Regions from separate parts of the Homo sapiens genome. Here region 2 is linked to region 1. A link is an interaction called in ENCODE POLR2A ChIA-PET data of the cell type or tissue named here. Cell type or tissue: B cell. All regions are shown on one strand. Each heading gives the region's core, and the rest is flanking DNA. Links, peaks and the distances in the headings are about the cores only. Region 1 holds the start of ZNF334 (zinc finger protein 334). Region 2 overlaps STK4 (serine/threonine kinase 4).

What was found. ChIA-PET counts read pairs that join two places held together with the same protein. Peaks named below come from ENCODE experiments on the same cell type or tissue, not always from the same donor. Only the 100,000 strongest peaks of a DNase experiment are listed, where the experiment ranks them.
Region 2: POLR2A ChIA-PET joins it to region 1 with 7 read pairs; 1 of 35 experiments calls an interaction of 5 or more read pairs at or near these places.

Annotation. Positions count from the first base shown.
Region 1 is chr20:46,508,432-46,513,813 of GRCh38, reverse strand. ZNF334 (zinc finger protein 334) reads left to right here and starts at 255. Exons shown (of 5, transcript NM_001353824.2): 1 at 255-1,274; 2 at 1,674-1,732. The coding sequence starts at 1,712. RefSeq lists a silencer at 1-215. In B cell, for the core only: no CTCF peak of the experiment used is centred there; DNase peaks (open chromatin) are centred at 193 and 343; H3K4me3 peaks cover 736 bases; H3K27ac peaks cover 241 bases; H3K27me3 peaks cover 1,406 bases.
Region 2 is chr20:44,977,391-44,982,772 of GRCh38, reverse strand. STK4 (serine/threonine kinase 4) reads right to left here. Exons shown (of 11, transcript NM_006282.5): 3 at 4,202-4,330; 4 at 830-944. Among named protein-coding and RNA genes, the nearest start is that of STK4, 14 kb to the right of the region's middle. In B cell, for the core only: no CTCF peak of the experiment used is centred there; a DNase peak (open chromatin) is centred at 3,322; H3K4me3 peaks cover 1,908 bases; H3K27ac peaks cover 5,000 bases.

The DNA of each region.
Region 1 (5,382 bases), core at 77-5,076:
CTATAGACTTCGGTGAAACGGATATGAAACTTTACTTTTCGTATTGATGATTCACAGCAGTCACCTAAACTCTGTAGTTAAAGCAGAAGCTCCTCAAAGATCCCTCAGGGTAGGGCGGTGGCCGCGACGCCTTCTGGGGACTGTGGTCCGGAAAGCCGGCGGGGGGCCCGGGAGAGCCCCGGGAAAGGCGGCCCGGGGGCCTTTCTGCGCATGTGCTGTTCCTGTTTTTTACCTGGACGCCCTTCCGGTTCGCCAGGCTCTTCCGGGTGAGGGTCCTGCAGCCCGTGAATCCCTGGTCCCGCCGAGACTTGGACCTGGTGCGAACTGGAGGCGAAGCGGGTGCACCCACAACCTATAGGAAGGGCTGGCGGCGAGCTCTGAGCACTCGGGCGTCGGAGGGAACGGTGGGGCCGGGCGGAGCGGGCCTCGGGTCTGCGGAGGGTGGACGCGCGCTCTCCCTGTCTTTGGAGGGAGGGTTTCCTGTGGTCGGGAGGCGAGGCAGCCAGGGCAGGATTGGGCTCCTGACCTGCAGGCCACGGGCGAGCTCTCTCTAGGGCCCTGATTTGCCCGAAGAAGGCGCTTGGTGAAGGTGAAAGGTTTACGCATCCAAGTAGCTAGAACCTCTTTCCAGAACTTCTGCTGATGCACTTAGTCTTGCAGCCATTGATTATTATAGCTCAGCAAAGTTCAGTTCAACTTTCGGAAGAAGGATGTGAGCTGGAATGGGCAGGGTCAAGATTTGACAGGAAAAGACACTTCACTGGAGGTATCTGCGAGAGTCCTGGGTTGGAGGGAAGGAGTACTGGTTATAAATAAGGAAATGATGTCTTCATCACTTCCTAAACACATACATGTCATTCCCTACCATCTCCACCCTCTGTTTATTCAGAGCTGCACCAACCATGTTCATCACCTCACCTGGGATTTACTGAGTTTACCCCTTACAGAGCTACACGATAGGGGTAAAGGAAAGACTAAAAACCAATTTATCTTATATTAAAATTACGACTTAGTAAATATTTTTTTCAGTAATGCAGTTTGCTAGTGACAGATCCAATAACTGAATTCTGGTCCTTTGAGTACCAGGTCAGGGCTTTTGTCATCTACCACATTTACGTTACCTACCACAAGAAGTTTCTTAGTAAAAGGTCCTCTTGTGAAACTGCAGCTAAGGGAAACCAAACTGTCAAAAAGACAAACACCTTAAAGCACTTTCATTCATTCTCTCTGGATTCTGTCATCTCAAGTGGCTAAACACATTAGTAGGAAAACAGGTAAGTGACATAATATCATTTTCCTATTCCAAGAAATCTTTTAATCCTAGAGTCCATTTTAATGCCAAAATAGTGTTCCAGGCTTTGTATATACTAACTTTCGTTGACCTAGTCTCCTATTAATTGGACTCAGACGTTTTCAATTTTTTTCAAAGGAGGCATAGATTGACAGTAATTCAGTAGAAAACATTTGTTGACACTCACTCAGTAAGAAAAGCTCTATGAGACCATTCTAGAACTATAAATGGACAAGTGAACGTTTCCTCAACATGTTGCTTCCTGAACCAGACTGGTCAAAGGGCCATGTTTTTAAATGGGTGTGTGGCTTTGTAGGTAATTGTAGAGCTGCTGTGTGAGCCAAATCGCTCATGATTCCATTCGCCATTCTTCCTTACCCAGCTCTGCTTTCAACACTCTTGGCCCTTTCTCAAGAGAACATGAAAATGAAAAAATTTCAGGTAAGTTGCTCAGGGATTTACTTCTCACATTATACAGTGAATTTCAAGAGGTTTAGAGTAGTTTGCAGATGAAACGAAATGTATAAAATTCAGCATCAGAGAAGAGTATTCGATCAATACTGGAAAAGTGGACATAGATATACAGAAATCATATATTCCTATAGAGTTACTCAAATGGTTCCAGAAAGGCCCAGACAATATGAGATAGCCCTTACACTGGATTTTTGTGTGGTTTTCCCATCATTTATATCTAAAAATTTTCTTGGATGATCTTTGAGTAAGTGAAGTAGAGACAGTTCTGCCAAAAACAGCTGAGAAAGAAATGGTATGGGTTTCCTGTGACTTCTATACCCAGGCAGAGCACAGTAATTACAGGGAACCAATCCAGTGTCATCCGAACAGGCAGCATTCTGATGGTTCTCTGTGATGTCTATGATCCAGTGATAAGACCTAGAATAAATGGATAAAACCTATAACAAATAAAATAGTGTTCCTCAAATAATGCCCCATAACTTTATTTCAGCTATACTTATAAAACAAGTTCTAGAGGGAACAATTCAATATTATATTCTGTAGGTAAAACTTCTTCATGTGCCTGTCTCATTTCAACCCACTTGATACAGTCTGGTGTCTGCCCCCACCACTCTGATGGATCTGTTCTGGAAAAATTTAGCAGTAACCTAAATATTTTCAAACCCAATGAGTATCTTTCAGTTCATACTTTACCAAACTCTTTGTTGCATTTGACAGTATGACTGCCCCCTCCCTAATAGGCACCTCTGATAATGTCTGTGGTATCACTCACATGATTCTCTTTGTAGCTCTGTAATCATGTCTTTTTTTTTTTTTTTTAATTGAGATGAGGTCTCACTATGTTGCCCAGGCTGGTCTCGAACTCCTGGGTTCAAGTGATCCTCCCACCTTGGCCTCCCAAAGTGCACTGATTACAGCTGTGAGCTGCCACACCCAGCTTGTAATCATGTCTTCTTTATATCTTTTATACAATCTTTTGTTTCATGAACATTGCTATGCCATTGTTAGCCCATTATTCTTTCTGATTTTTTTTCATGCCCTTTGTGGTTTTAACTTGTGAGTCTTTATGCTCTGAGGTATTTCTGCCTCTGAGGACCTCAGCTTGAGATTCTTGCTGAACATCTCTGTAAGGATGTCCAGAAGGCACATGGAGTCCTCATATCCAACATGGAAATAATACTTACAACTTGCTCAATGTGCTGCTGCTTCTTTTTTCCCTATCAGTGCTGCTTCCATCTGACCAGCGAGACAAGCCAGAAAATGAAGGCCATCTTTTTTTTTTTTTTTTTTTGAAATGGGCTCTCACTCTATCACCCAGGCTGGAGTGCAGTGGCACGATCTCAGCTCACTGCAAACTCTGCCTCCCGGGTTCACACCATTCTCCTGCCTCAGCCTCCCAGGTTCACACCATTCTCCTGCCTCAGCCTCCCGAGTAGCTGGGACTACAGGCACCCGCCACCACGCCTGGCTAATTTTTTGTATTTTTTAGTAGAGACGGGGTTTCGCCATGTTAGCCAGGATGGTCTCAATCTCCTGACCTCGTGATCCTCCTGCCTCGGCCTCACTAAGTGCTGGGATTACAGGCGTGAGCCATCGCGCCCGGCCTGAAGTCCATCTTAATTCTCCTTTTCCTCACGTCCTACCATACCTGTTTGTCGAGCTTGCTAATGTTGTCACATAAACATTTCTTGAATTTGTCCTTTCACTTCCATCTCCTCCTCTCCTGCCTCAGTTTCTCGTGGGTTGTCATAATATTAGTAGCTTTCTCAGCAGTCTGCTTGGCCCCTTCCTCTTCCCACCTCAAGGCTGTTCTTCACACTGACCAATTCCTCCAAAATGCCAACGTGATCATGTCTTAATACAGAAATGACTTAAGAGGTTCCACGCCACTTGCAGAATACAAGTTCAGCATCCTTGGTATGACCTGTAAGGCTATGTATGTCATGACCGTTTCCTGCCTCTTCTCAGTTCCTACCACTCTGGACCTTTCATTCAACAACTGTATATTGATCAAACAATTGTGTGTGATACGCTATGCTAGATGGTCTACATTCAGCTTGAATGAAGGAGATACTGTCTCTGTCCTCATGGAGCTCATGTGCTAGTGAAAGAGAAAGATATTACACAAGCAATTCAAACTGTGCTGAGGTGGTTCTCAACTCTGCCAGACCCATATCTTTTTACAGAACATACTTTCTTAGGAGCTATATTGGGATGCAAACCTTCCATATTCTGCCATCCCCTTTATCTCTCTTAGTTAATGCCACCCACCCACACCAGGCTGCCTCCTGTTTTAGACTTGGATGAAACCACACACCATGAGGTGTGGTACCAGCTTCCTGAGGGGCCAGATGGTGGAGCCAGATGATGCAACCTGGAAGTGTGCGCAAGTTAACTCACCGTGGGTGAACCTTGAATGAAGGGAAATGGAAAATGAGAAGGAGGTGGGCAGATGAATTCCCCATCCTTTCTCTATTCTGTGCACTATTTCAAGGTTAGTTTCTCCTGGTGGTCCTCCCAGAGATGTCCCATGTGCTGACCCACGTGCTGACCCCATGCTCCTGCTGAGGAAACTTGCCCCTCTTTGGGGCTTGTAGTGAGTTGGTGGGCAGCATGCTAATGCCTCTCATATCTCATTGTTTACATCCTTTCTTTCCTCCCTTCCTTACTTCCCTCACCCTCACTACCCCGGCTTGGAGTTCCCAGATGGAATGATGCAGACCAAGTCCTTGCCTTAGGATCTGTTTTCTAGAAATCCCAACTAAAAGCCATCCTCCCTTTATCCTATTTTGGAGATCATAGATAATACAACTTACTTGTGTAATTTTTAAAAAAATCAATAGAACTCGAATATAGAGGAAAAATAAAAAAGTAATTAAAAATGATATGTATCTTAATATAGACTTGCCCAGATAAAACTATAGTAAAAGAAGAGGAGTCTGGTGTTTATACAGATTACTTTTAGGTTAAATTTCTATGAACGTGATAATTACAAGTTCTCACTGATATGGGACTGATGTGTCATGATTCAAATACTGTACATAGCATTGCCATTTGTGATATTTTTCAAGAGTGAAAATCCCTGAAGTTCCAGTTCAAATCAAATACAAATTGTGCTTGATGTATCCACTATTACATTGAAGAAAATTTAATATACATAAAAAATATATAAAAATACTATGTGTTCAAGTGCCAAATGGAATAAGGTTCTAGGCTCAGATCATTATAAACAGGATTTTTCGTTTATATGAATATTTAAGATTAGAAAGTTATACAGGACTTGGGACATTTCTTTCCTGTAGGAGAAGGTCCTGCATGTTGCAGTGTCTCTACCATCCTTCCTTCCCTCTCCTTCCACCAAATGCCAACAGCATCCCACAGAACCCTGACAGGCAAAAATGTCTCCGCAGATGTGCCACATGCCCCTGATGGAAGGGACCACCCACATTGAGCCCCTCTGAAGAACGATGGTGGTCTGCATTTAGTCTCCTGAACATGCCCCAAATTTTACACTCTTGCTTTTAACCGTGTTTCTACTGTTTGCTCCTTGACTTTCTACCCCTTTTCTGCCTACATTGTGAACATAGCCAGGAGCCATCTCGTCACAGGACCCATTC
Region 2 (5,382 bases), core at 210-5,209, 1.5 Mb after region 1:
AGGCCTAAAACAGTGTTCAAGAAATATTTACTGAACGAATACATAAAGACATTAAGTAACTGAACCAGAACTAAAACCCATGACTCCTAGGTCTTATACTGCAACCACAGTATCAGCAAATAATCTTTCATAAGGGGATTATTCTCTGATTAACAGGAAATACAGGAATTTAATTTGTGAACACGCTAGGTAGAAGCAGAAACCCAAATCCAAATCCAAATTTAAACATTTAAAATTCATTCTATAACTAAGATCTAACAGTCATTTTCTTCCCAGTAAGAAATAACCAAAGCATGCTAAAAATCACTGGACTAAATTGGTGTCAAAACTGCCACATTGCCAGGCATGGGGGGGTCATACTTGTAATCCCAGCACTTTGGGAGGCCGAGGTGGGAAAATTGCTTGAGGCCAGGAGTTCGAAACCAGCCTGGGCAACACAGTGAGACACCATCTCCACAAAAAAAAAAAATTAAAAAACAAAACAAAACATTAGCTGGGCATGGTGGTACACGCCTGTAGTCCCAGCTACTCAGGAGCCTGAAGTGAGAGGATCACTGAAGCCCAGGAGGTAGAGCTATGACTGTAGTGAGCTATGACTGTGCCACTACACTCCAGCCTGGGTGACAGGGGACTCTGGTCTCTTGAAAAAAAAAAAAAAAAAAAGCTGTCACACTTAGGAGACATAAAAGAATAAAGATGGAAAATAACCATGGAAAAGGGGAAATCTGACAGTCGTCTCTCTAGTAGGAGAATGCCCTGAAAAAGAGGCAGAGAAAAGAAGATGGCATAAGAAACTAGCTCAGTTGCATGTTCTAGAAGGTAAACCTACCGTTTTATTTCGTAATCGAATGATATCAGATACAGAACCAGCCCCACAGTACTCCATAACGATCCATAAGTCTGTGTTCTTAAAATAACTGCCATAATATTTGACTACATGAGGGCTAGAGAGAGAGAGACAATACAAATTAATAAAATGGCCTTCAAATATCTCTTAATTCATGCTAGCAAGTATATACAAATTAATTCCTCATCTGGAAAGATCAATTATTCATAGTTAAGGATAAAATGGACAACCTCCTGATAAGAATGCAAAATGGTATAGCTTTTCTGGAGGGTAATAAATCACAAAAGTATAAAAAACTTGGTGAGTTCTTTAACCAGCATTTCTATGTCTACAATTTATCCTCAAAAAAGAATTATAAATGTTCAAAAAGTAACAGTTACCATCATAGCACTATTGACAAAAGTGGAAATTTAGATATCATCTAAATGTCCATCCAACATTAGGGAGTTTATTTAAGAAATAATGATACAGGGCCAGGTGCAGTGGCTCACACCTGTAATCCCAACACTTTGGGAGGCCGATGCGGGCGGATTGCCTGAGCTCAGGAGTTCGTGACCAGCCTGGACAAGATGGTGAAACCCTGTCTCTACTAAAATACAAAAAATTAGCCAGCCGTGGCAGTGTGCACCTGTAGTCCCTGCTACTCGGGAGGCTGAGGCAGGAAAATTGTTTGAACCCAGGAGGTAGAGGTTGCAGCGAGCCGAAATCGCGCCACTGCACTCCAGCCTGGGCGACAGAGCAAGACTCCATCTCAAAAAAAACAAAGAATGCTATAGCCGTATAATAAAATATCATGAATCCATGAAAAATGTTATAGACTATGTGATAACATGAGAAGATACTGTGTTTACACAAACAAACAAACAAAAAAGCAGGCTACAAAACAGGAATTACTGTAAAACTCCAAAGTGATTTGGAAGAATATGTGTATCAAGCAGTGTTTAAGAATGATGATTTCAGCCAGGCGCAGTGGCTCACATCTGTAATCCCAGCACTTTGGGAGGCCGAGGTGGGCGGATCCCGAGGTCAGGAGATCGAGACCATCCTGGCTAACATGGTGAAACCCCGTCTCTACTAAAAATACAAAAAAATTAGCCTGGCGTGGTGGCAGGCCCTGTAGTCCCAACTACTCAGGAGGCTGAGGCAGGAGAATGGCATGAACCCAGGAGCCGGAGCTTGCAGTGAGTCGAGATCGCGCCACTGCACTCCAGCCTGGGCAACAGAGTGAGGAGACTCCGTCTCAAAAAAAAGAAAAAATGATGATTTCTCCAAAGGGAAAAGTGATTTTCTTTTCTTTTCATTTGAATTTTTCTAAGAAGTCATATGTACTTTGTAATAAAAACATACACATACTACAATCTATTATAAAGAAAAAATGTTCAGGATCAAACCTGGAATTTTAGGTCTCAAGCTGGAAGAGAGATACCAAACAAGAAATTCAGAGAAAAATCAAATATCCTATTAAAATAAAATAATGTGCCCTCTGAGAGCTGCCAGCTTTAACTGGCTAGATTGTTATCATGGCCAAATGAAGTTTCCTAACAACTGATGTTAAAACCAAATTGGCTTCATTAACTCAGAACTCTTACAATTTCCTCTTCAAACCTTAGGAAACATGCCAGTGACAAGGACAGCAAAACACACACACACATTAAATATTAATGAAAAAAGTGTCTAAGGTAAATATCAACACATTTACTCTCCCTGTAATACAGTACTGACAGGAGTTAAATACTGTAGGCCATTACTATCAAGTATTTACTACTGGAATATGTTCTCTATAGACTTGCACTGTTGGCTAGATTCTCCTCTACATATATATATACTTAGCCTGTCCAATTAGTCTATAAACTCCCAAAGCACAAGGACTCTGCTCTGTATTTCACTGTATTCCTTACAGTGCTTAGCACAGAGTAGACGCTTGAAAATATCTCTTCTTTAATTAAAGACATTTCCATACTCTGTTTGGAACACAGCTCCCGCACAGTCTATCGAAAGTGACAAAGTCCCAATTTGCCAAATGGAAAGAACTTCCAAAATGTATCTGAAAAAGGAGCAAATGGAAAACTGCCACCTTCATCTGGTCAATCCAATCAAGAAAAATGGGGATTTTATCTAGTAGACAGTAATCACAAAAATAGAAGGGAAAAAAAAAGAAGGGAGAGAAAAAAGAAAGGACTACATTCCCAAGTCTGTGAGACTGAAAGGCTTCTGGACTAATTTTTTGGTAGGTAGCCCCACCTAAACCCTAATGTAGAAGTTTTGCAAACAGCAGGTACTAAGTTGATCTGCTGACCAAAAAGCCTTCAGAAGAATGAATGCAGCTTCAACTGAGAGAATTTCTCACCCATCTTCAGCTCCCTAGAGCTGGCATTGCCCCTAACTTTGTGTTTGTCTCTAATCTAAATAGTGCTGGGGAAGCCTGCTCTATCAGTGACCAACCCATGTTGTCATGGAATTTCAGAGCAAACCACGTGGTTTTCTGTGGTTGTCTTTTGGTCTGACTTCCTGCTTACAACATTTGACAAATCTTAGTTCCTCAAAAATAAATACGTAGGTACTCTCAGCTAGAATAATTTTTTTTAATGTGAAGGAACAAACAGTAGTATATACATAACTACTCTTTTTTTATAGATTTACCTGATATTCTAAGGTTTCTAGAACTAAAAAACATTTGAATTATCTGTTCTTGGCTATCTCTGCAGAAATGTTTTCTCAATAGGAAGTAAAAAAGATCATTATCACACACACAAAAAAAAGCAAGCACCACCTTCTGCCTCTTCTTCCTAGTTTCTAAAAGGGCTCACTGAAGAAAAGAAAAAAGCCAGGTATGGTGGCTCACTCCTGTAATCCCAGTACTTTGGGACTTGGCCGAGGCAGGCAGATCATTTATGGTCAGGAATTTGAGATCAGCCTGACGAATATGGTGAAATTCCATCTCTACTAAAAATACAAAAATATTAGCTGGGCGTAGTGGCACATGCCTGTAGTCCCAGCTACTCGGGAGGCTGAGGCACAAGAATCACTTGAACCTGGGAGGTGGAGGTTGCAATGAGCCGAGATTGCACCACTGCACCCCAGCCTGGGCGACAGAGCGAGACTTTGTCTCAGAAAAAAAAAAAAAGAAAAATTGAAAAAAAAAAACAAAACACCATGCATAAAAATTACGGAGGTTTAGCTACAAAAACAACCATTATCATCATATTTTTTTCTGAAAAGAAAATGCACAGTGATTCCATCGAATTCTCCCTTCTGCAAAATATCTAAGTAAATGTGTCTCTAGGTATCAAACTCTACACAATCATAGCTAATTCAAAACCACATTCTCCCCAAAGGAAGCCCACATGCCTTTACCTGTCACATTGCTGCATTATAGAGATTTCTTTGATTATCTCCTGGAGGTCTGATTCCACAGGAACTTGCTTAATAGCAACAATCTGGCCGGTCTCTTTATGAATAGCTTTGTATACGCTGCCATAGGACCTATACATTTGGGAGAAGAAGAACATTTATAAAGTCAAAGCAAGCCAAGATATAAGAAGTGGTAAAACACAAGCAACTGATAGTTCTAACATATATCCCTAAGTGCCTAATACATATACACTTGCAAAACTAAGATAGCTAAAATACTTTTGGGGAAAAAACTGTCAAGAGAACTACAACAAAATGGCATCTTGAAAGCTTCACATTCAAAACTGTAATGAATGTATTCTTATGAGATGGTAATATAGTAGCTGCCATGCACTGCATGCCTGCTATCTGCTAGAGACTGTACACCATCTCAATTCATTCCTACAAAAAATGAAGATGAGATGACTATCCCTATTTTACAGGTAAATGTAAAAAGGTTCAAAGGGGTTTATGATTTGCCCAAGGTCACATAAGTTATCAGTCCAGGATTTGAAACCAGTTGTGTTATCAGTCCAGGATTTGAACCCGGGTGTGTCTGAAAACAAAGCTTACGTTGTCTCCCCATCTATACTGGGGTACAATATGGAAGTGGCAGTCTTTGTTTTATTGTATTCACTCTAGTACCACAAGATCTTTCTGTCCTTGCTCCTCTTACTTACAATAATACTTAAAATATTATGGAAACTAATTAAAATCTAAGCCTGTTTAATATTAGTATCAGGTAAACACAGCACACACACTCTTTGCTTCCTACTCCATCTTCCCTTAACAGCTTAATATCAAAATAAAGTTTGTGTATCTAGTCAATTTGGAGGCTACAGATCCACTAGATTTTGAAAGTAAAGAAGCTGGATTTGAGTCCTACCAACACTACATTTAGCTATCATTTACACCTTATTAACCTTGTTGTACCTGAATTTTCTCATCTGTAAAATGACAATAATACAAACTACCTTACAAGATGTGATGGTATCTCATTTGTGATGGTCAAATGAGATACCATCATCACTTTATACAGATAACATTTTCATTGGAATCCTGGGCAGCTGTCAGTGAAATAATACTGAGTAAACTGTCTTTCATATTTCCCAACACATCTGTATCTTCACACTGTCTTGGTGAAA